Regions from separate parts of the Homo sapiens genome. Here regions 2 and 3 are each linked to region 1. A link is a loop called in an ENCODE intact Hi-C map of the cell type or tissue named here. Cell type or tissue: heart right ventricle. All regions are shown on one strand.

What was found. Peaks named below come from ENCODE experiments on the same cell type or tissue, not always from the same donor. Only the 100,000 strongest peaks of a DNase experiment are listed, where the experiment ranks them.
Region 2: it touches region 1 in a loop (2.5-fold over the local background); 19 of 110 quality-filtered maps call a loop at or near these places.
Region 3: it touches region 1 in a loop (1.8-fold over the local background); 3 of 110 quality-filtered maps call a loop at or near these places.

The regions. Positions count from the first base shown.
Region 1 is chr12:20,545,430-20,553,429 of GRCh38, reverse strand. All of the region lies in intron 1 of PDE3A (phosphodiesterase 3A), which reads right to left. It also overlaps the pseudogene LOC728688. Among named protein-coding and RNA genes, the nearest start is that of SLCO1C1, 150 kb to the left of the region's middle. RefSeq lists a silencer at 1,801-2,095. In heart right ventricle, a CTCF peak has its summit at 4,122 (motif pointing right); a DNase peak (open chromatin) is centred at 1,483; H3K27ac peaks cover 2,876 bases.
Region 2 is chr12:20,468,999-20,476,998 of GRCh38, reverse strand. All of the region lies in intron 1 of PDE3A (phosphodiesterase 3A), which reads right to left. Among named protein-coding and RNA genes, the nearest start is that of PDE3A-AS1, 100 kb to the right of the region's middle. In heart right ventricle, no CTCF peak of the experiment used is centred here; no DNase peak of the experiment used is centred here; H3K4me3 peaks cover 528 bases; H3K27ac peaks cover 6,755 bases.
Region 3 is chr12:20,391,048-20,399,047 of GRCh38, reverse strand. The region is part of intron 1 of PDE3A (phosphodiesterase 3A); the gene reads right to left. Among named protein-coding and RNA genes, the nearest start is that of PDE3A-AS1, 25 kb to the right of the region's middle. In heart right ventricle, no CTCF peak of the experiment used is centred here; a DNase peak (open chromatin) is centred at 3,065; H3K4me3 peaks cover 154 bases; H3K27ac peaks cover 7,676 bases.

The DNA of each region.
Region 1 (8,000 bases):
CTGACCTTGGGGGCCAGAACCCGAGAGAAGGACTGATCCTGTCGCCTTCTTAAAGAGTTGGTGGCAGCAACTTCTGAGAACTTGACACCAGAAACATCAACAGCCTCCACACCACGTAGTTTCTGATTCCATCTTTAAAAAATCTTGTGTTGTTTTGTCGAGAAATTGCAGGCTTTTATGTTTTCAAAGAACTAAACACAATACTGAGAAGTCCAACTTTTAGCCAGAATACATAAATTCCTGAAAATGTATAGATTTGAAAAATAAAAATAAAAAAAAAAAAAGGAAGACAAACCTTTTTAGGGAACGGAGGAAACACTACCTGTTTAAGTTAAGCCCACTAAGAACAAAATCAGTGCCGATGAACGAGCCCTCCGACACGTTTTCAGCAAAACGCCTGTCGAGAAGTGCTTGGAGATCACCGGCCATTGCCGTAGCCGGGGAAGAGCTGGTTGAGGACGGTCTGCAGAGGCTGGTTCACCTGCATGGCATAGCTGCGGCCCAGGTCGTAGCGGCAGGCAGGGCAGCTGAACACCTGTGCCCGAAAGGATCTGTCCAGGCAGTCCTTGCACACGTTGTGCTGGCACACGGTCGTGATGGGCCGGAACACCAGCTCCTGACAGCAGATACACTGGAACGTCTCCTCCACTTTACTCAGGAACAACTGGAACGGGCTGCCGCTCGCCGGCCGGTCCTTGAGTGACGCCAGGACCTCATTCCACAGCTTGGCGTTGCTCTTGTCCTCTCTGATGAGGCTGCTCTGCTGGGCCGTGAGACTGTAGGGCTCCACCTTGGTTTTCTTGGATGTCCGGCGCGGGGACCCGGCCCTGCTCGGGCCACCTCCTGCCGACTTCCGCTTCCACTTGCCCTTGCCCGTCCTGGGGGACGCGAAGCCCCCCTCCTGCTGCTCCTCCTCCTCCCTCTTGCTGTTCTCCTTCTCTCGCTCTCGGTTGGCCAGGGCTTCCAGGTAGCCTTCTGGATACTGCATGGTCAGCCCCAGCTTCTTGATCCGGTCCTTCCCCTCCTTCGTCCAAGGGCCGGGCTCATCATCGTCCCTCCGCAGAAGGTAGCGCCACACGAGAAACCCGGACTTCCCCTTCTCGGGCCAGTATTTCACAACCTTGTAGATGCCATCGTAGCGGTTGCCCTCAGCGGGGGCGTACTTGCTATTCTTGCCACCCTTGACATTGCGCACCACCCTGACCGGCTTCCCCGACCGCCAGTCCTTGGCCTCGGCCCCTTCTTGGTCATTGATGGGAGCAAAGCAGTTGAGAGCCAGCGCCCTGTTGGTGTTGGTGAGTTTCTGATCACAAGACTGTTCCGCGGTCCTCTTGTTGCCGGAAAGCTCTCGACCACCACTACCCGTGTATGTGAAAAAATTCCCATGGTCCACGTCATCCTCGTAGCCCCCCGCCAGGACTAGGGAGTACGCTCCGTCGTTGCTCCGGCCATGGATGCCAGCCACGTGGGGCCGATGGACACCCGACTCGCTGACCTGGACTCGGAACCGCCACATGGTGCCCACGGGGATCCCCGGGATGGGTCCGTAGTGGTTGGACGGGATGATGGTACATTCCTTGGTGCGGCCCACACAGGCCATGCCCTTGTCCCAGTCCCGCTGTGAGGACGATGTGGCCGAGGCCATCTTCGCCTTCTTCTTGCTCTCTCTCAGCCGCTCTCCCGCCAGTACCACCTCGCTGGCATCATTCCGGCACTCAGGGCAGTACCACTCGTCCTCGCTGGGAACACTGCTGAGGGGCGGGTCCAGGCAGTAGATGTGGAAGGCCATGTCGCACTCATCGCACATGAGCTGCTTGTCGGGGTCCTGCCGGCCCCCGCACAGGTGGCAGGCGCAGACCCGCTCGGGGGTCGCGTAACTAGTTAGCATGCCAGAGTCTCGTTCGTTATCGGAATTAACCAGACAAATCGCTCCACCAACTAAGAACGGCCATGCACCACCACCCACGGAATCGAGAAAGAGCTATCAATCTGTCAATCCTGTCCGTAAATCTTTTTTTAAAGACTTTTTTTTTTTATTACAAAAGAGGACAAATTGATCTGGCTATATAAAACTTTAGAGTATTTGCACAAATGTCACATTGGTAAAATATCTGTAGTAAACTTAGGTAAAGAATAATATCTTCAAGATATCAAGGGTTCTTACAAATTTGAAAGAATCCCAACCCTAGTAAAAAACTGAGGGAAGAGTGAGAACAACTTACAAAATAAATAGATCTATGGAAAGACATTTAACTTTATTGGAAGTAAAAGAAATTCAATATAAACAATGACAAGATACTACTATTGCCTATTATATTTGCAAATTAATAATGTTGAATATTTGGAAAACAGGGAGTAAACTAAGCATATATATTGCTACTATATAACAAATATATATTTATACACATTGTATATATATATTTACACACATATAAAATATATATAATACATATATTATTAAAAATTCATACCCTTTGAACCAGTAAACTAAGATCTAAAAATCCAGTAACTATAATGTGCTACTAATTGTTTATCCAACAAAAGGGAAATTACTCAATAGATTACGGTATACAAAATGATACCATAGAGCAATTAAAATTTGGCTTCCAAGGCCTTTATAAAAAAGAACATGTGAAATGTTCACAGTATAATAGGTAAAAAACATAACAAAGTAATTTAATGAATTTTAAGCTACTCATTTTTAACAGACATAGTCAATTGTTTTAAGCCTTGGAATTATCATGATGATTTAATTGTAGTTTGGCTAGCACACAATTTTGGGTACACTGACCCAGATAATCATTATATAAAATTGAATGCTTACATAGTAGATATTTCTTTAATGCTTTAATTTTTTAATTTATGGATTTACTGGCATTATATCATCTCAAAAATATTTATTGATACTAAAGATGATTATAATATGGTTCACAAGCAATAATTAACTAATGAAATAAGTAGTATGATTTAGAAACATTAGTTGTTCACTAGAACTATCAAAAACAATTCTTGACACATTTCAAACATTGACAATACCTTACATTAAAATAGGAAGATGAGCTCATTATTTTTGGCAACTTTAAAGTGGCAATAAATTGAGCAATAGGCTTCTAGTGAAATGATTTATCAAAATCTTCTGGAAGATTTACAAAATGCTGACTATTAACACTGTTATCCTCCTTGCTAATGAGTTTAAACTAACAGGATCAAAATAAGGTGGTAAATTCTCCTATCACAACTAAAAGAGGTAAATAAATCTTACAAACACAAGTTATAATCCACAATATATTGATTTAAGAGAGAATATTTCATGATGACAGTAAGTCAAAAAGGAAACATTTTTGTAGGACCAGAATTAAAATGAGGAAAGCATGTAATTCACTGCCTTCTGCCATTAATTATCTTAACGATGACGATTTTAGTCAAAGAACAAAAACACTCAAAATGTAGACTAATTTGGGTCATCATTTACTCCAGAAGATAAGATCAATTTGGTAATTTGCAAATCAGAGCTTGTAAGATGCATTTCAAAAAATTCACTATCTAAATTTGACTTTTTCTTTTAAAGCATAAAACAGTAAAATTTGCCAAGTGTGTTATGTATCAGAGAGTTATTTCCTAGCATTATATAACAAACTGAGAAATATGCAGGGCAAAGAAATTCTTTTCCATTCTTATTTATATATTAATATCATCTTTATATTATATTTGAAAGGTATGAGCTGACCAAGAATGTGGTAGTATTTTAAAATGTACACTATGGCTACTTTTTTCAAAGTAATAAAAAATGTTACAGAAATCTACATCCTATGTGAAATATATTCAAAAAGAATGAACTCTGCATATGACAAATGAGATACTGTAATGTTCTACAGTCAATAAGAGCACCAAAGGAAGTAAACAGGATATTTCTCCTTTTGGATTTGAAGAATACAAAGTGTTTATCATTAAACTTCCATTTCTAATTAAAATAATCTGAGCCAAAATTTAGCATTTATTATTTCAGTGTATTTTCTTTTTTTTTTTTTTAATGCAAAGAAAGAGGCAATGATGGGGGTAGGGACTGCATAGTGTCAGAGCTTTATTCCTTCCCACGATTACAGCATTCTGGCCACTAGATGGGGCATGGGGTGGAGAGTGGGAGATGTAAGGATAAACTTCATATTAGCGCATGACAGCATATGAATTTTTATCCTATTTGTATAAAAAATATTTTACTGTCATAAAAACATAGTTCTCAGATAAAGGATGAAAGACTACAATAAGCAGCATATTGTCAGAATCCATTAAAAAAAACTACTCATAGTGTGATAAACTGACTTAATATTACAGATTATTTAAAATAAAATGAGGCATTTAGCTACTGGTAAGTACTCCTATTAAACAGAACCATAGGGATAAATGTTTCACAAAGACATCTCCCTAGCCCTTTCTTGATGTGTGATTACAACAAATAAAAAAAAATGGTTATTCACAATAAATAGTAAAGAAGACAGCTTGCACATTGAGGTCAATGAATTTCAGAATTAAGTGCAAAATGATGTTGATATTATTTCAAAGAGAAAGTCAAAACATCCTTTCAATTAAACAGATAAGATTAGTGTTAAGTTGCAGATGACCAAAGTAATCATTTGACATTATCATAGTAGCAGATAAAAGACGTTAATGGGCCACAGACAATGAGGAAAAGAAATAGAAACTGTGGAATTTTCCTTTTTGCAAAATAATTCATTTTGACTAAACTTTCAAGAGAAATGAATAGCAGCATGCTACTTAAGCAATTCTGGGAAAAGAGAAACTTTATTAAGATGATATGATACTCTTTTTGGAGAAGGAATGCTAATGATTTTAAGATTAGTTACATAAAGTTGCTAGAAACATAAAACAGAGAGGGAGAGATTGAGACTGGAAAAATAAATAAAAGTAAGTTTAAATATATTCTAGTTGATAAGAGTACATAACTACTTAATTCAGGGAGAAAAAAAATGTTTGTCTCTCACCATCTATAAAAAATACCCTCTGGCTAGTTTATGATTACTCCTCTGGGTAATGACATTTTAATAAGCATCTTACCAGAAGGTCTGGGGATATATAGGTCACCAAGGTTATGCCTGCAAATGGCAAATAAAATCTTTCCGTCTGATGAAGAAATTCTCTAAAAAAAATTTTTTTTAAAAGAGAATGTTTCTTCTCTTCTCAGTTCTCATTAACCAAGATAGGCACAATGAAGACCCTTAAATTTATTCCTGGCAAACAAAGTAAACTTCCTTGAAAAGAAACACAATCTGTTATAGAAAGCATTTTGAAAATCCTAACTGCTTTGACACTAAGTCATTTTGATCCTTATGGAATAAATTCTTCTCTCCGTCTTTTATTTTTAATAATAAATTTCTACATCACAGCCTTCAGCTAACAGTATGTTACACAGTACTTAGCTCCAAGGAAAACAAAACTGCTGCCAAACACAGAATTTAAAAAGTTCACAGGAGAAGCAAAGAAGAAGTCAGCATGGAAACAAAAAGGTTCTATCCAAGCAGAGATATTTTTAACAATAGCATGAGAAATAGATTGCTGAAAATATATTTCTGTAGGTAAAATATTTTGCTTTCATGTTTATATGTTTTTCTCCTGTTGTTTGTTTACGTAAAAATGAACGCCTTTTTAGGGGCTTCTCGGGAGAAAAAATTCACCACAACTATTACTAAAGGGATGAAAGCTGAAGGAGGACTGTAACTAGATGGGAAATAAAAAATTATTATTTGTGTGTACCTTAAAGAGGTGAGAAGTTTTAGATATGAAAAAAAGAGGATAACGATGGAAAGTAATAGTCACCACAGTTATCTTTGCACTACTCTCAAGAAAACTATTCTTTTACAGCAGCTGAAGATGGCTAAAACATATTTCTGAAGACATATAAAACTAATATACATATAAGGATGTAAAGGTTACCACACAGTCCACTTTCTATTTCATCATGTACTCATTAAGTAAATATGTATTGTATGCATATTATGTGCAAAGCACTGTTCTAGGCACAAACTGTATGCCATTGAACAAAACAAGATGTATCTCTGCCTCCTGGCTATTATATTTTAGTGAAGGAAGAAGATAAACACAGAAACATAGTATACCAGGTGATGATAAAGCTATAAAGAAGCTTAGAATAGAATAAACGAAGGGAGAACAAGTGGGGGTAATGGATGGTAGGGGCTGGAAGCAGAGGTAAGTTTATATAAGTACAGTAGATCGAAAAAGTCCTTTCTGAAAAAAGTGACATTTTATCAGATAATTGTATAAAGAGCCAGACACACAAACCTGGGGGAAATGCATGCCAGACAGAGGAAATAGAAGATGTAAAGGCTCTGAGGCGGGAGCAGGAATGGTACCTTAGGAGCAGCAAAGCATCTCTATGTTAAATTTAAAAAGGGATTGGATCTTTGTGATCATAGCTATATATTTGGTATTTACTATTTTCCTTTAGTATAAAATTGGTCTACAAGTTAATTATTAGCTTCATTAATTCAAAATTACAAGAAAAAATTATCTAGGGAAATACTAATACACCAGGGATTCTTCTGTCCCCAAACTCTTACTTAATTCCATTCAATACAACAAGAATTTATAGAATATGCACCACATGCCACAAAGACACCCTTATATTAGTCATACTAAATAGTACAATTTTATTGTCCCTTTACATATGGGTTTTGTTTTTCAAGAGTCACAAAATGCATGAGAGCAGGGGTTGCCTTTTAGAACCACATTTACTCTGACGAGCACACGGTTTTTGATTTGATAAGAAACTAAAAGCACTTCTTTAACCTGGGCATGTTTGATTGGATTCTTTCCTTGGCATACTCTTTTTCCTTAATTTCTATGCTACCTATATTTGCTCTCTGCAGCATTCCATGTGAGAAGATGAGCCTGAACTGTATGTCTCCCCTGACTGCAGGCTCTAGCAGAGGTCAGTGCTCTGGATTGGGAAGATCTCTGATAGTTTAGGCCAGTCTCAGCACCTGTCTAGTCATTTTGGGAAATTGTTCTTTTTTTTTTTTGGTGGTCCTTTCCTGGGTCTCTTCTTATTAACGGAGTAAGAATGTCAAAATTACCTTGCACTCTTCAGAAAAGTAAGAGTGGAAGTCTGCATTTGGTCCGGGGCTTAGGCCAAAGAAGCTAACAGAATTCCTGGGGTTGCCATATACTGTTTATCAGCCCTCCAGTCGTCAATACTGGGATTTGGGATCTAGAAAGACCTAATACAGGTGGTGCTGAAAAAGACTTACCCACCTGCATAATTTTTTTTAAATCTCTGCTGGCAGGAACCGCCTGCATATCATAATTTACAAACTAGAAGACCACATCAGCCTCGTGTGGGTAAAACAGATGTGACTAGCAGCCACAGTCTCATAAACACAATACCTCTATTACAGCTACTTCATCACATCTCCCCGCTCCTCAAATCAATCCCACTCTACAATGTATTAGCAAGTGATGTTGATTTCACTGACGATTTCATGGGGAGACAAGAGGACATCATTACATTATACAAAATACAGCAAAAAGCCATATAAATATCCATTCGATATCTCTCCACAAAACTTTTTTGTTTTTTCAGGTTTTTTTGTTTTGTTTTGTTTTGTTTTTTTTTTTTTGGCAGCCACTACCTCTTGCCCTTTACTCTTGGGGTAGGGCAAGAGGACTGTGTCTTTTTCAGCATACTGGCCCCAGCTTTTCCTCCAGGATCTTTCTCAGAATCTAAATCTCTTACTGTTCCCCAAACAATTTAGCTTTCTCCTGTATTCCTCGTAAACCTTCAGACAAATTAGCAGGAACAAAGAGATTCCTTAGAATTCTTAAAATTGACCCTCCTTTAAAAAATCACTGAGAGCCTGATATATAGCATTGTGACTGAATTTAACGGATATTTTTCCTTTCACAGTTGGTGATAACTAGCTAAATTCCATCCACTTGATTGATACTAAATCCCTGATTCTGATTCT
Region 2 (8,000 bases), 76 kb after region 1:
TCCACGTTCTGTTTTTTAATTCATAGCCAACAGTAATCCTGTTAGACAAGACAAATGCTCAGCTGCCACTTTATTGTTAATGACACAAAAGAATATGGGACATTCAGCAATCATATTCTTAATAATTTTCAATGTATACTTTAATAAGCACTGACATTTTCAGCCCACGGATTCAAATCAATTTGATGGAATTTGCCAAGGGTTATAATTTTGTTGTCATATCTTTTTGCTCTTTGGGCAAGGCCTTTCCATCTAAACCCCAGGCGTTGGTTTGAATCCCTGTGGACTCAAGCATATGTTCAAGGGATTCATAGTCCATTCTTCTTGGATAATTTAGATAATCATATGAAACCAGTTCCTCTCCAATGCCAACTGTATTCTCCTGCTGTAGATTTACAGGGTGTATGATGCCACAAGATGGAATAGGCAATAATCAAGACACACTAACTATATGAAATTTTAAGTTCCCATCTTTAAGGCAGAAGTATTGAATTACTTATTTTACTCAGTTATTCGGTTTCTTTAAATGTCCGTTGACATTCTCTTATCATTTTTTATATGCCATTCACAGAAGAGTTGACAATCTCTACTTATTAAGATCATAACATCCATCAAATATATCCCGCAAAACTCAAATATCATAAAATCAAATATTATGTAGAACAACATAAATATCTGATGTCTCCTTTTTGCCACTTGGCATAGATATTACCAAGGCATTGATTTTTCCCAGTCTAAGGACATTATAGGTCAATAACTTCGTAACATTAGTATTTTGTCAATAATAGCAATGCTCTACTCCTGTTTTTCTACATGTTGCTACAATCCTCAAAATAAGAATAAAAGCAAGAACAAAATCTTTCTTTTATATCTCAAAAGAAAGGAGAGTAAATTATTTAAAATGCAATGGTTAAAGCAAAGAAATTTAGATAGAGAAAAATGCCTGATTTTAAGCTCCAGGCATAAACTTGTAGCATGAACTACATAACTTGTAGCATGAACTAAAATGCAAACTGAAGCATTTAAACAATTCTTGTGCTTATGGCTTCTCGCCCCCAGTCACTTTCCTCTGGTTTCTACTTGGGTGCTTATCTAGCTTCTGGCATTCTGCACCAAAAGTTCCAAGAATATCTGCCTCTCAGTTTCTTTCTTTCTTAGGGGTACGGCCTGTTTCTTCAGCCCATTTGAATCCCATTTTCTTTCCAGATGCACAAAACAAAACTGAAAGCATTTTCTCTGTTCATTACATACCAAGATTGTGTATGTGTGTGTGTGTGTGTATGGTGTGTCACCCAGGCTGAAGTGCACTGGCATCATCTCGGCTCACTGCAACCTCTGCCTCCGAGGTTCAATCAATCCTCCTACTTCAGCCTCTCGAGTAGCTGGGACCACAGGCATGTGCCAACATGTCTGGCTAATTTTTGTATTTTTTGGTAGAGATGGGGTTTCACCACGTTGGCCAGGCTGGTCTCAAACCCCTGACCTCAAGTGATCTGCTGGCCTCGTCCTCCCAAAGTGCTGGGATGACAGGCATGAGTCACCACCATGCCCACCCCCAAGATTCTTTTAATGAATCATATAATTAGGCGAAGGGGTTGTAAAAAGCCTCCGTATCTTTTTGTTTTTAAAACGCTTTACTAAGATTATGCCATAGAACAAACTTCACATGAAAAAGCAAGTGTGAGCTAACCGAAGGCAGTAGGCCCAGAGGCTTGGACATGCTACCGATTTTAACATGGGAGGAAAGAGAGGAGCTCAGGAATTTTAAAAGAAGGAACATACACACACACACACACACACACACACACACACACACACACTCACACACATTTTTTCCTCTCCTACATTTGGTATAAGTGATAGATGTTAAGGAAAAAGAAATATTCCCCCATCTTTAAGTGGCAGAAGTATTTGGTCACTCATTTTTGATCAACAGTGACCTAAAGAGACTACTTACAAAATTGGGCTAATCTGGCCTCTGAAGATTCAACAGTCACAGCACTGTCTCACTACCATCTCCACCAAAATAAAAAAAAAGATAAATTTATCTTCTATGTTAGGATGAATAATGGCCCCCAAAGATAGCCACATTCTAATCCCTGAACCTGTCAAAGTTATTTTATAGGGCAAAAGGGAATTTGCGGATGAGACTAAATTAAGGATTTTGAGATAGGGAGATTCCCCCGATTATCTGAATGGAGCCTAAATATAATCCCCAGTGTCCACAGAAGAAAGAAGCAGAGGAAACTTTAAGGACAGCAGCAGTCGAGGCAATGTGAAGATGGAAACAAGATGCTAAACTGCTGCCTTTGAAGATGGAGGAAGAGGCCAGGAGCCAAGGAATGCAAGGAATGAAGCTCTAGAAGGTGGAAAAGGAAAGGAAAAGAATTTTCCCCTGGAGTCTCCTGAGAAAGCAAGCCTCTGCTGAAACCTTGATCTTGGCCCAGTGAAACTGACTTCGTGCTTATGACCTTCCAGAACTGAAAGAGAATAAATGTGTGTTGTTTTAAGCCACTGAGTTTGCGGTAATTTGTTATAGATGCCAGAGAAAACTAATCCACATACATTAAAATTGAAAGATAATTTTTGTCCTAAAAATCACTTTAAAGAGAGTGAAAATTTGAGAAAAATCCTACGAGAAAACACTCACAATATATCTAGACGACAAAAGACACATATCGAAAATATGTAAAGGAATCTTATGAAATAATACGAAGACAAACCAACAATAATAAAGTGAACAAAAACAAAGGCATTTCAAGAATGACTCCTAAATATATAAAAAGAGCTTCAACATCATTATTCATCATAGACATAAAAATTAAAACCACAGTAAATTTCATTTTACACCCATCATATTTGTCGGTATATAGGACAACTAGAATTCACCCACCCTGCCGGGGAGAGTGTATATTGCTACAATCACTTTGGAGTGTACTTTGATTCTATTTAGGAAAGCTGAACAAGCACATACCATATTTAACCTAACAATTTAACTCCCAGGTATATGCCTTAGAGAAATACTTGTACATGTGCACTAAAAGCCACATATAATTTTATTCATATTGTTGATAATATTCAAAAAAGTATTGAAAACAATCCAAAAACCCATCAATACTAGAATGGATCAATGTTATAGGACCTTCGTATAATGCATTAATATATAGTGGGAAAATGAATGAACTATAATTATACATATCAACACGGTTGAATCTCAAAAACAAACCTGAATGAAAAAAATGAGTCAAAGAAGAAACACAGTATGATTCTAACGCGTTCAAAAATAGACAAAAATAAACATATATATATATAATTCTATTTTTAAGAGATCCATGCTATGGAATGATTTTCTTAAAACTCATGCTACAGGTTAACTGTATAAGGAAGAGAGAAGTATGGGATCAGGGTAGAGCACTCAGGAAACTGTAGTCACTGATAATGTTTTATTTCTTAAGCTGAATAGTAGAACACTCTGAAAGCAGTAACGGGAAAATGCATCGAGTTGGCTAGTGTTTGTTGAAGACACACTGAATTACTTTATAGGACAACCGAGTAATCCCTTCCTAGTTGTCTCTTCCAATCCAGTCTACCAGGAAACATGTTGAAAATACAGATTCCTGAGCTCCAACTCTAATCTACTGAATTAGATTCTCTGGGGCTGGTATTCAAGAATGACGTAGGTCTTGTCAACATACATTCAAATATGACTCGACAAGGGACTGTAAGTTTTAAGAGGGTAGGGAGATACATGTCTCTTTCAGTGTTAAATTTGAGGCTAATATGCACCAATGTTTGCTATTCTTTAAACTGTACCAATATTATATATACTCTTTCATGTGCATAATATTCATAATTCAAAGATTTTATCTAAAACATTCAATGACACAACTCACTAGAAGTAAGAGGAAATCAGATACCATTTCTAAGATCTATCTTACCATTTTAAATGTTCATTATCAATTGTTCAAAAAGCCATGGGTCTTATAACTTACTGCATATAAAATCACATACAATATGTATATATTGAGTATCATTTACAATATGTTAATTCAAACAGATTTAAAAGATTTACCATGATGGTGAATAAAAATTTCAATGTATTTAAAAAGGTGAATCTGAAAGTATGCATTCTTTAATATCTTTAGACATTTAATGCCTTTAGATATTTAATGCCTTTAGATAATAAGCTGTTTACTTTTCCAACATTTTGCTCTTTAATCCAAACCAAATTTTAAAATTCCCCAAAATGAGATTAAAAGTTACACATTCCAACACTGAAAAAAATTTCAGAAGAAACCCTGATATGATTTAAACTGTTCTTTATTTTTTTCTCTGTGTACAGAGTCACTAGCTACTTACTGTTTTTTTCTGAGAAATAGTTCTTAAGATGAGTTGCAGCTGTGATAATGTGGTCATTTAGATTAATAAAACCCCTGAGGGATGACTAGATTCAGAGACAGATTTAACAACTGAAGAGTGTAGGATTTTACATCCAACTAAATAGTTGCACCTTTAGGAAGAAAAACAAAGTGGTATCTCTCTTCAAGTTTCTAGAATCTCCTACTGACTGGGGTTTGCAGTGGGAGGGAAAGGAGGAGCCGATGTTGTAGGAATGTACAAAAGCTAACTCTCCATAAAATTAACTGCCAGGATGCCAACTATCAGACCGTAGAGATTTTCCACAGAAAACACCCTGAAAGAAATAAAAGGAATATGCAAGTAGTTGGCTAGAGTTTACTGAAGACAATGGGAATTGCTTTATGGAACAACTGAGTAATCCCTTCCTGGTTGTCTTTTCCTATCCAGTGTCCTAGGAAACATGTTGAAAATGCAGATTACTGAGCCCCAACTCTGATCCACTGTATCAGATACTCTAGGGTAGTATCCAAAAATGATCTAGGTCATGTCAACATACATTCAAATACAAGACTTTACAAGGAACCATAAGCCTTAAGAGGGTGGGGATGTAGCTGCCTCTTTTGGTATTAAATTCAGAGCCAAAATGCACCAGGATGACCATAGGGTGGCTTACAATCAATGTTCTTTCTGACCAATCGCGTCAATGCCACGCTGGTTAAAAAATATTCTAAATGTTACCATTTCATTTACATCCTGAGTGCCAACACAGTAGCTGGGAGGGATTACAAAAAAGTATTCAATAAATATATTTTGGGAAAAAAATCAGAAAGATAACCTTTAGAAAGGCATCATATATCAAATATTGTTTTGGTATAAAATCTAAAACCCATTACATCTTTGAAATGTGGAGTTTTAAATAAATAACACCAATTTGCCCAGAATCCAAACATCCTAGAAAATCAATTTACTTTCTTACTTTTACAGTCCTCATTCTGAGATTTAAAGTACTGGAAAACTTGAGGCAACAGAAAAAAGATGGTTTTTGAAACTATGGATTTGCTGTTCAGAAAATAATAGCAATGGCACTCTGAGATGTAAGGGGAACCCAGAGGGGAAGAGAGAGCATGATTGGACTCCGTATTTCTAGAAACTAGGATTTATGGAGCAGAAGAACAGAGGAAAAGGGATAAATTCAGGCCAGTGGTTCTTCCTTTTGCTTGGCTACATGTTAGACTCACCTGGGGAGCTCTTTAAAAAACACCAGTACCTGACCTTACCCCGGATTTAATTGATCACGGATGGGGCCTCTCAATCAATCATAGTTAAAAGCTCCAAAGATTTTAATGTGCAGAAAAGGCTGAAAACCACTTGTAGACAAATTAAAAATTTGGTTGCGCTCTACCCTAAGAGTACGTTACAAAATCGTATGGAGATTCTGAAGAGTTCAAATGCTAGGCTGGTCTCCAGAACTGTTGAATCAATCTCCAGGGTAAAACCTGGGAATGGGCATGTCAGCTCAAGCTGTAATAACAAAATATTGTAGACTGGGTGGCTTAAAACACAGAAATTTATTGTTTCGCAGTTCTGGAGACTTGAAATCCAAGATCTAGGTGGCAGCATGGATGGTGTCTAATGACGGCTTGCTCCTTGGATTACAGACAGACACCTTCTTACTGTGTCCTCACATGTGAGGACATGGAAAGAGAGTTCAAGCTCTCTGGTGTCTCTTCTTATAAACACACTAATCCCATTACGAGGGCCCACTCTCTCGACCTCATCTACACCTAACTGCCTGCCAAAGGCCCCTTCACCAAATACCATCACATAAGGGATTAGAACTTCAACATATCAATTCGGGTTGGGGGGAAAAGGACACAATGCAACCCACAGCATTGCACTGTGAAAGTTTTAGAAAGATTTTGATGCTTATTCAAGATTCGTGCATACAGATTCATAATTCCAAGATTATTATTTAAGAAGAAAAGAGATAAACCCCATCTCTACCACCTCCACTTTTACATCCTTACATTGTTCCCTAGTCCTGCCTAAAATACTTCAAGTGGAAAAGTGTTGTAAATTATAACACACTTTCCTGACCATTTGCAAATTTTTATGAGGGGTAATCCAGACTAGCTATTAAAGGATGTAAGCTTTGTAATCAGGTGGTTCTAGGTTCAAACCTCTCATTACAGTGTTCATACTTGAAACCCTGGGACACAACCCCCTTTACAACTAGATGTCCCACTCAGACATGATGAATTCTCACTTCCCTCTTTCCCACTGAACTCAGAGCCTCAGAGTCCCTCTTAATATAGTATTCCACCTCAAGTCAGAACAACATTCAAAATAAAAACTATTTTCCATTCCCACTTAAAAAACTCCTGTTTTGTGCCATCAAGTCCATCAACACAATTATTTCTTTCTTAAGACAAAGTTCTGGTATACTAAAAACAAAAATGACCCTAACAACTAAAATAATGGAGGATACTGAATGATTAGTGTTATGTAAGAGAAAACAATCCAAGTTTTGCTAACACATGTGGCAGGGATAGGAAAAAAAAACAGAAAAAAAAAAGATTAAAATATGATTTCCAGGAAGACTTGGAGATAGAAGTATTAATAAATTCAGAAAACAAGGAGATGCAATTTCCCAGAGTCATTATTGGCAGAGAATGTCATTTAGAGTTTCCTGAAAGTCCATAAAGAACAGTTCTGCCATGGGAATATCTATTTTGTCTGCCTTCATTCTGAACACTGACCTTTAACTTCAGAACTAAAGTGTTATTTACAGTTATAGCACTGTTAGGCTGTGTTAAATAATTTACTGTTTTCATTTCCTAGATAACTTACTATTTCCCTATTCCACCCACATAATATTTCCTTTCAAATGTCATCAAAAATATATGTTGTACCTAAAAATTTATTATGTTACTCTAGACAGTATGCAATGTCTTTTAAAAACATATAAAGGCACCCATGTTTATTAGAAGGGAGATTCCGGTGTTTTTAAACTGAAACAGGTCCTAAATAATTATTATCGACAACATAGGATTTGAGTTAATGTATTAAATTCAAAGTAGCCAGTTTCTATGCCAAATAAGTACACTGCAGATGTGCATATTTTAGGAAAGTAACTCTGAAGGCAATTTCAAAGACTCATTAGAGAGTGGGAGGCTAGAAAGAGAAGACCCTTTGGGACCATGACAACCATCTGAGTGGAGAATGACTAGATGGACTACGACTGCGAGCATAGGGAGGAGTTGACAGACATGAAACTGGCAGGATATTACAACATAATAAAAGTAAGGAATGAAGTTCAGAAGGCAGGCAAAAATGGATCTTGGATGTTTCACCCAAGTAACTAGAAGGGTATTCATTATTACGGTGGCTAGGAAAATTTGAAAAATATCAGTCATTCTGTGTTAAAGAATGGCTCAGAGGTATTTAAGGGTTAAATATGAACAAATATGTCTCAAAATCTGCAAAAATCATATAAAATAATAATGGTAATCATGTGATTTCTGTTCAGCATCTCTGACTCCTTATACCTGATGTTTAGTAATTCTCAAGCATACTATCACTGGGTTCTGAAATGAGAGAAGAGGCAGTGAGCTTCAAGGCTTTGGACTTCTCCTCCAGTG
Region 3 (8,000 bases), 150 kb after region 1:
ATCAAGAATAGTTAAATTCATGGAGACAGAAAGTGGAATGGTAGTTACCAGGGGCTGGGAGGAAGAGGGAATGGGAAGTTGTTGTTTAAATGTGCATAGAGTATCAGTTTGGGAAGATGAAAAAGTTCCGGAAGTGGACTGTGGTTTCAGTTGCCCAACAATGTAAATGTACTTAATGTCACTGAACTGTATATTTAAAAATGGTTAACATGGTAAATTTTATGTATATGTTACCACATTTTAAAAAAATACAGGAAATCCTGTAGCACTGAGACTTCTTAAAATACTGAAATTCTAGGAATGAATGAGTAAACAAAAGTTTTGGTTTAAGAATAGCATATCCAATCGTTGGTGCTAAACAAACTTGTCAACATGTCTGTTTCCATTCATTTAATTTATATATTTCAGAATCATCCTGCACATGGGCTATAATGAAGGCCACTAGAGTAAAGCTCTCTTATTAGGCTATATCATTTTACAGAATACAGAGAAACCAAGGCTAAAAAAATAAGTGCAGTTTTTTTGATGGCTTTCTTTCATATTTATGAAAATATGAGGCTGTTTATAACTCAGAAACTCAAGACAGATTTTCAAAACAGTATTGGCAAGGTTAACGAGATTAAAGTTTTGGAAATGGATTTGAATGAATTAATTGATGACACAGAGTGAGAAATCTGATATATATAAATTGAGAAAATAAAAATTTATCGCTATTACCCATAATATCACTAAAGGCAAAAAAAAAAAAAAGTGAACTAAGAATCATTTTTGCAAATGGGCCATGCTCTTTCTTCTCCAGACCAGTGATAACTGAATAATTCCTCCTCTCACACACCCTTCTTTTTCCCGCCAATAAGCCATCAGGCATTTTCCCACTTTCCTCTAGGATTGTTTATCATTATTACTCATTTGGAAATAAAGTTCAGAGTTCCTGCCCCAGCCAGAAAACGTTAGACTGAATCAGATGGTGATTGCCAGTACTCCCGAAAAAAAAAACAAAAAAAAAAAACCTGTCATTCTCATGGAGGGATGAATACTACTGATTCTTTAAAATGATTTAAATAATCAATTAATGTTCAATTAAGTATTCAATAAATCATCTACTCAGTCAAAGCCTCTCCTTATTTAATCAATAAGATCGTGAACAATCCTTTTATTTTCATTCATTTGCAATGTCCACTTTGTCAGAATTTGTATAATTAGTTTTGTTAGCATCTAAGAAAATGAGCTGATTCTCTTTGTTACTGAGTTGCCTATTTTAGTAATTTTGAATTAATGAATCTAGTTTATAGGCCATCTTTAAAATATATACGGAGGAGGCAATTATTTTACACTCTAAATTGAAAAGAATATCTCTATTTTTTTTAAAAGTAAATGGAACAGCATAATAGTTGGGAAATATTTTAAAGTATCAGTCAATAATATTATTTGAACCCAATTATGATTTTGCTAATTATGCTATATTAACTTGAACATATATTATCATATACATCTTACTATATTATACATGTATACTTACACAATATATTACTATATTAACTTGATAAATTGTTTTTAGTATGGGTTATAGGAAACAAACTCAGTTTTGAGATATACCATAAGTATAATTCTTTATATGTATCTTTATAGGTACCAAAAGGGCTCAAAACGTTTATTGAGATAAGCCCAACTTCCTTCTTCTGGCAAAAATTAACAAAGGTATATAAACACATGATACCATGTCTAGCACTCATATGCACAAAAATTTTTAACTATGATTTACTAGAATATATAGAGACATATATAAAGACATATAGAGAGACATATATAGAGACAGGCTCACTGTGCCTGTGTCTTCAGCTGTAAAATGAGAACAACAGTATCAACCTCAGAGTACTAATGAGAATTAAATGTACTTACAAACATACATTTTTAGAATTTAGCTTGGCTTAGAGTAAGCAACATACAAGGTTTATTAAGTTATTATTATTAGCATCTTTATAATCTCAGTCAATCCCCAAAACATTTTTCTGGGGTAGCTTAAAAAAAATTTTCTATATAAGAAAACCTAAGCTTTGAGAGATTAAGCATTACAATTTACCTAAAGCCACAGAGTTAATACATGGCAGAGCAGGGATTTGACTAATTCCAGGCTTTCTGACCACTTCATAGTGATCAATACTCCTCTTAAAATACAGCAAGCAGAACTGGTCACAATGCTACAAACATAGCAAAGGATTCTGAAAAGTTTGCTTTCAAAATCTAGTCTAAGAGACAGTTCAATGAACTGTGGCAAACTAACCCTTAGGTAACGGGCATTAGATAATGGTCCAGCTTCTCTCATCATGAAATTATAAAATTATTCCTAAATCTAAATTTATAGAAATTTACCTTTTCTCCTTTTAAATATTTTTAAATTAAATATTTTTAAAATTTAATGTTTACTCGTTATTCAACTCTATGCATATTTTGAAACTGATACTCAATCATCTAAGCTAGTATGTATGTCTTCCAGTTTTTGTCAACTGGAAGTTTAAATAATATGCTTTCTATATTTCTATTGAAGTTTTTAATAAATTATTAGGGAAGACTTGGTCAAGGATAGAGTTCTGGCTTTAGACATTCAAGTTCTAAATTCTTCTGCACTTTTCCTCTACTCACCACCCAGACGAAACTGTACTGGCTTCACAATAGCACTACATGCCAGCTTAGGCGATAAAGGCATCAACATGACCAGCTTTATCATGCCAGTAAAATGTTAATGGGTCCTACAGCTTATCCACTTTTAGAAAGGTGACTGAAGAGGAAAACCAACTAATAGAGATAAACCAGCAAAAAGGGGTAACCTTATAAATTAGAAGAGGAATGTTTTAACGATTATATTTTTCACCATTTATATTGGGGAGCTATGAGGGTTTTTTTCATTTATAATACTTGTTTTCTAAATTACAAAAGGAATGTATGTTTTTTGAAAACAAAATTAAGCAATATGACAATATGGAAGAATAGGCCAAGTGCAGTGGCTCATGTTTGTAATCCCAGTGTTTTGGGATGCCAAGGCCAGAGGGTCACTTGAGCGTAAGTGTTCAAGGTTACAGTGAGCTATGATCATGCCACTGCACTTCAGCCTGAGTGACAGTGACACAGCAATATCCTGTCCCTAAAATAAAATAATAAAAGAATAAAAAATTTTAAAAGGGAAAATATTTTTTCTTTTTAACGAACCTCATTGATAACCTCTGTTAATAATTTGGCATTTTTAACGTTAGTTTACTGTCTTGAAGGTTGCATCTCTATAGGTCTCCCCAAATTGTCAAATATTATTTTCTAGTTATATACCTATGTTACTGTGCTTTGCTAGAGATATATATATATATATAATGATTCTATTCTAGTTATATGTAGTATACATATATAATACTATGTGTATATATAGTATACATATATAATACTATATATATACTATGTGTATACATAGTATACATATATAATACTATGTATATATATACTATGTGTACACATAGTATACATATTATACTATGTGTACACATAGTATACATATTATACTATGTATATATATACTATGTGTATACATAGTATACATATATAATACTATGTGTAAATACTACAGCTCTTCATTAAACTGTAAAGAAATATTTATATTCAAGAAATTCATTTCTGTTAATATTTCTACCATCTCACTCTCTGTATAACCATATAAATACTATGCTACCAATATCAGTTTATATTCTAAATAGAACAGTAGCTACAATTTATTGAACATGTAATACTTTCCAGGCTGCAAGCAATTTTATTCATCCAAGCAAACCTGTAAGGTAGAATTTATTATCCACATTTTATAAATGACATTCTGTCTCAGAGAGACTAATCATTTTACCAAGACCACATGGCTAACAAGTGGCTAGAGTGGAAACCAGAACTCAACCCTGATAACAAATCCAGCATCTTAATCACTGCGCTGTATTTGAATCCCTCCATCAACAGATCCTGCTATCACTATGTTCATAATTAGGAAAAATTCAATTTCTATTGATTCCATCCTTCTTTCCATATGGAGTATGGATTAAAATAAATGCACAATAATCTAAGATATATCTCAACCTTAGCATTACTGACATTTTGAGTCAGATAATTCTTTCTTATAGGGAGTTGTCCTCTGAACTGTAGGATGTTTACCAACACTCCTGAACTTTACCTAGCAGATGTCAAACCAGTAGCACTCTTCAAGTCCTAAAAACTAAATAATATCTTCAGGCAGGGGCAAAATTTGGCCCAGTTGACAATCAATGCAATACCCTACTTAAAAACATGAAAAGTCACAGCAAGTAGAAGCAGAATAAAAGATTCAAGTTCTTGCATGTTTTATTTGCAGTTTAAAATCGTATTTTCTTCTGTGGAGATTATAATTGTAAAATTTAGTACTTTGAGAAGAATATGTAGCATCTGATATCATTATAATGCTTCTCTGATAGCTATTTATTATACAAATTAATTGTTAACTACATTAGTTAAAAAATTCCAGGTGCAACTCTTCAGATTAATAGTCCATTTCATCACAATGTTAACTACAGCAAAACTTCTTTTCTTGCCCAAAGTGCCACAAAGAGGTTTCTTATTTATCCCAACTCATGAAAAAGTATTATATACCATCTCTAAGGCAGGGATATCCTTTTAGAAGTTCAGTGTTCTAACTACACTCTGTTCTGTTTTTATGATTTCCCTATAAGTTACAAGCATGGACTCATAAACTATAGAAAATAAAAATGAAACCTAACTTTCTGGAGAAACATGAAACAGTCTACCATTGAAGGCTAGAATACCAGTAATTAAAGTCAAAAGTAAAATCTAAATGACCAATGAAAATACTGAGTCAAATATTGCCTCTTGCAAGAATATTTCACTGATGTTAAAGAAACTCCTGGAAAGGCCCTTCCTCTACACTATATTTATTTAAATTTCTCCTTACAGGAACTTTGTACAGGAAAGTAAATGCTTGCGTGGTCCACAAATTAGGTTCATGCCCTTCTAGGTTCAAGTTTATAGAGCTGCGATTTGTAAACTTTTTCTCTCACGTCAACATACCTGATGGATGTGACACACACATCAGTAACTGTGGCTCACTACAGCATTGATTCAGGAGGTTGGGAGGTGCCCTAGAGAGAACATATCAGAATCGAAGGCAGGTTAGTGTTTGAAAAAGCCTACCATGTGATAATCACCCTTGTAGAAGACAAAGAGCCATTGTGCCTGCCATCTCAAAGGGTGCACCTAGGATGAAAAGTTCATTTCACCATTAACGGTGCCACCTTATGTTAATATTATTTCCAAAAGTACACAGAATTTAGTGCATCAAATCTCAAGCCTTCCTTTTCCAGCTTTTTTTCTGTTTTGTTTTTCTTTACTTTTTAATTGATACATCAGAGTTGTACATAGTTTGGGGTATATGTAACGTTTGGATATATGTATACAATGTGTAATAATCAAATCAGGTAACTGGATGATACATCACCTTAAACATTTATCTTTCTTTGTGTTGGAGACTGATATAGTTTGGCTGTGTCCCCACCCAAATCTTATCTTGAATTGTACCTCCCATAATTCCCATAGTTCTGGGAGGGAACTGGTGGGAGGTAACTGAATGATGGCAGCAGTTTCCCCCATTCTGTTCTTGTGGTAGTGAATAAGTCTCATGAGATCTGATGGTTTTATAAGGAGAAACTTTTTCTCTTGGCTCTCTGTCTTTGCTTGCCGCCATCTATGTAAGATGTGACTTGGTCCCCCTTGCCTTCTGCCATGATTGTGAGGCTTCCCCAGCCATGTGGAACTGTAAGTCCAATTAAACCTCTTTCTTTTGTAAATTGCTCAGTTTCAGGTATGTCTTTATAGGCAGCGTGAAAACAGACTAATAAAGGAACATTACAATTCTTCCACTCTAGCTATTTTGAAATATAAAATAAATTACTGTTAACTATAATTTCTCTGCTGTGCTATCAAATACTAGAATGTATTCCTTCCATCTAATTGTATGTTTGTATCCATTAACCAAATGTCTTCATTCCTTCCTCCCCTCTTCCCTTCCCAGCCTCTGGCAATCACCATTCTACTTTCTACCTACACAAGATCCACTTTTTAGGCTCCCACATATAAGTGAGAACTTGAAGTACTTGTCTGTGCCTGGTTTATTTTCCCTAACATAATGACCTCCAGTTCTAGCCATGTTGCTGCAAATGACAGTATTACATTCTTTTTAAGGCTGAATAGTATTCCATTGTGTTTATATACCACATGTTCTGCATCTATTCATCTGTTGATAGACACTGAAGTTAATTCTGTATCTTAGCTATTGTGAACAGTGCTACAATAAACATGGGAGCATACTGATTTCCTTTGAGTACATACTCAGCAGTAGGACTGCTGGATCACATGGGAGTTCTATTTTTAGTTTTTTGAGGAACCTCCATACTGTTTTCCATAATGTCCAGCTAGATTTTATTTATTTATTTATTTATTTATGTATTTATTTATTTATTTATTTATTTATGAGACAGGATCTCACTATGTTGCCCAGGCTGATCTTGAGCTACTGGGCTCAAACAATCCTCCCACCCCAGCCACTTCAGTATCTTGGACTAAAGGCATGTGTTACCACATCTAGTCCAGGTACATTTTAGACCTACACATTTTAGACCTACAGTGATAGTTATAAATTTGTCAAATTGTTTTAATATTTATGTAGTGTTTTTGCCTCCCAGTTTTCACTGTTCTAGCTATACATAAATCACCAGAAGTTATTTAACAAAGCAGAAACCTTAGTTATCTTCCTATTTGCATTGGGACCAAACAAAAACAGAAGGTCTAAAGTACCAAAGGCACAGGACAGATGAATGGAGTGTAGTATTAACTCATGTGAAGGTCTTCAAAGCTTTAGCTGATACAAACAAAATATACATCTATAGATTATTATGCTGACAAAAAAAAGCAAGTGCAGTCCTAGTATGTGTTAAGGGTCTCATTAACTAGACTAGTGGTTCGTAAGTAGGCATACGACAAAATTACACGTCCCCCTTCCTGCTCACCCACACGTTGATGCTCTGTAGGTTGAGGGTTGATGCTTAGGCAAGTGTATATTGTAAAAAAGGTTCACAAATTATTGTTCTACAAAAGAGGTGACAGCCACCCTTCGCTTTGTTCCAGTCATACCATATCTGTTGTACCAGATTCTGGACTCCTCAATTTCAAAAGACCATATCTAAACAGAGAGGAGGGGAAAAGGGGAGAACAAAATGGCATGGAAGGGGACTTAGTTCCCTATTATGGTAGTGATTAGGCAAAAGCTTAACAATGATCACTTGTTAGGCATTTCATAAATTGAGCTCTACCTTTAATTTCCCTCCAATCCTGTGATACAACAGCACTGATGTTTTTCAGGAAAAGTAACACATACATAAACGGAAAAAAAAAAGTCCTCCAAAAATTTACTATGATATATAAACACAAGTCTAGAAGAGTAGTGAAAGCATTGAAGATTGTACAATGTGGGAAACTTAACTATGTGAGCAAAGAATCAACAGTGGATTGCACTTCCGGACCCTTGATCCAGAGTCAACGGTCCGGAATTGTATATATATATATATGTATAATGCATGTATGTGTGTGTGTATATATATATATATATATATGAGAATATATATGTTATATATATGTATACATACACACACACGATGATGCTAGCTAGCATCATTGAATATAGCCTAATTTATACACACATATATTAACTGTACAAAAGACAAACTATAGTAAGCATCTAGAATAACCCAAGAAAAACATCAAAGTGGAACTCAACCTGATAATTTTACAAGGTTAACTTCTCTCGACAGCCTAGATTGTCTCTACTGATAAAGTAAGTTTTTAACTAGTCATATGAAAAGCACTCATCTGCTCAAGGATAAGAACCTTGCCCATGTACTTTTTAAGTGTGATCAAAGGTTACAACAGTATAT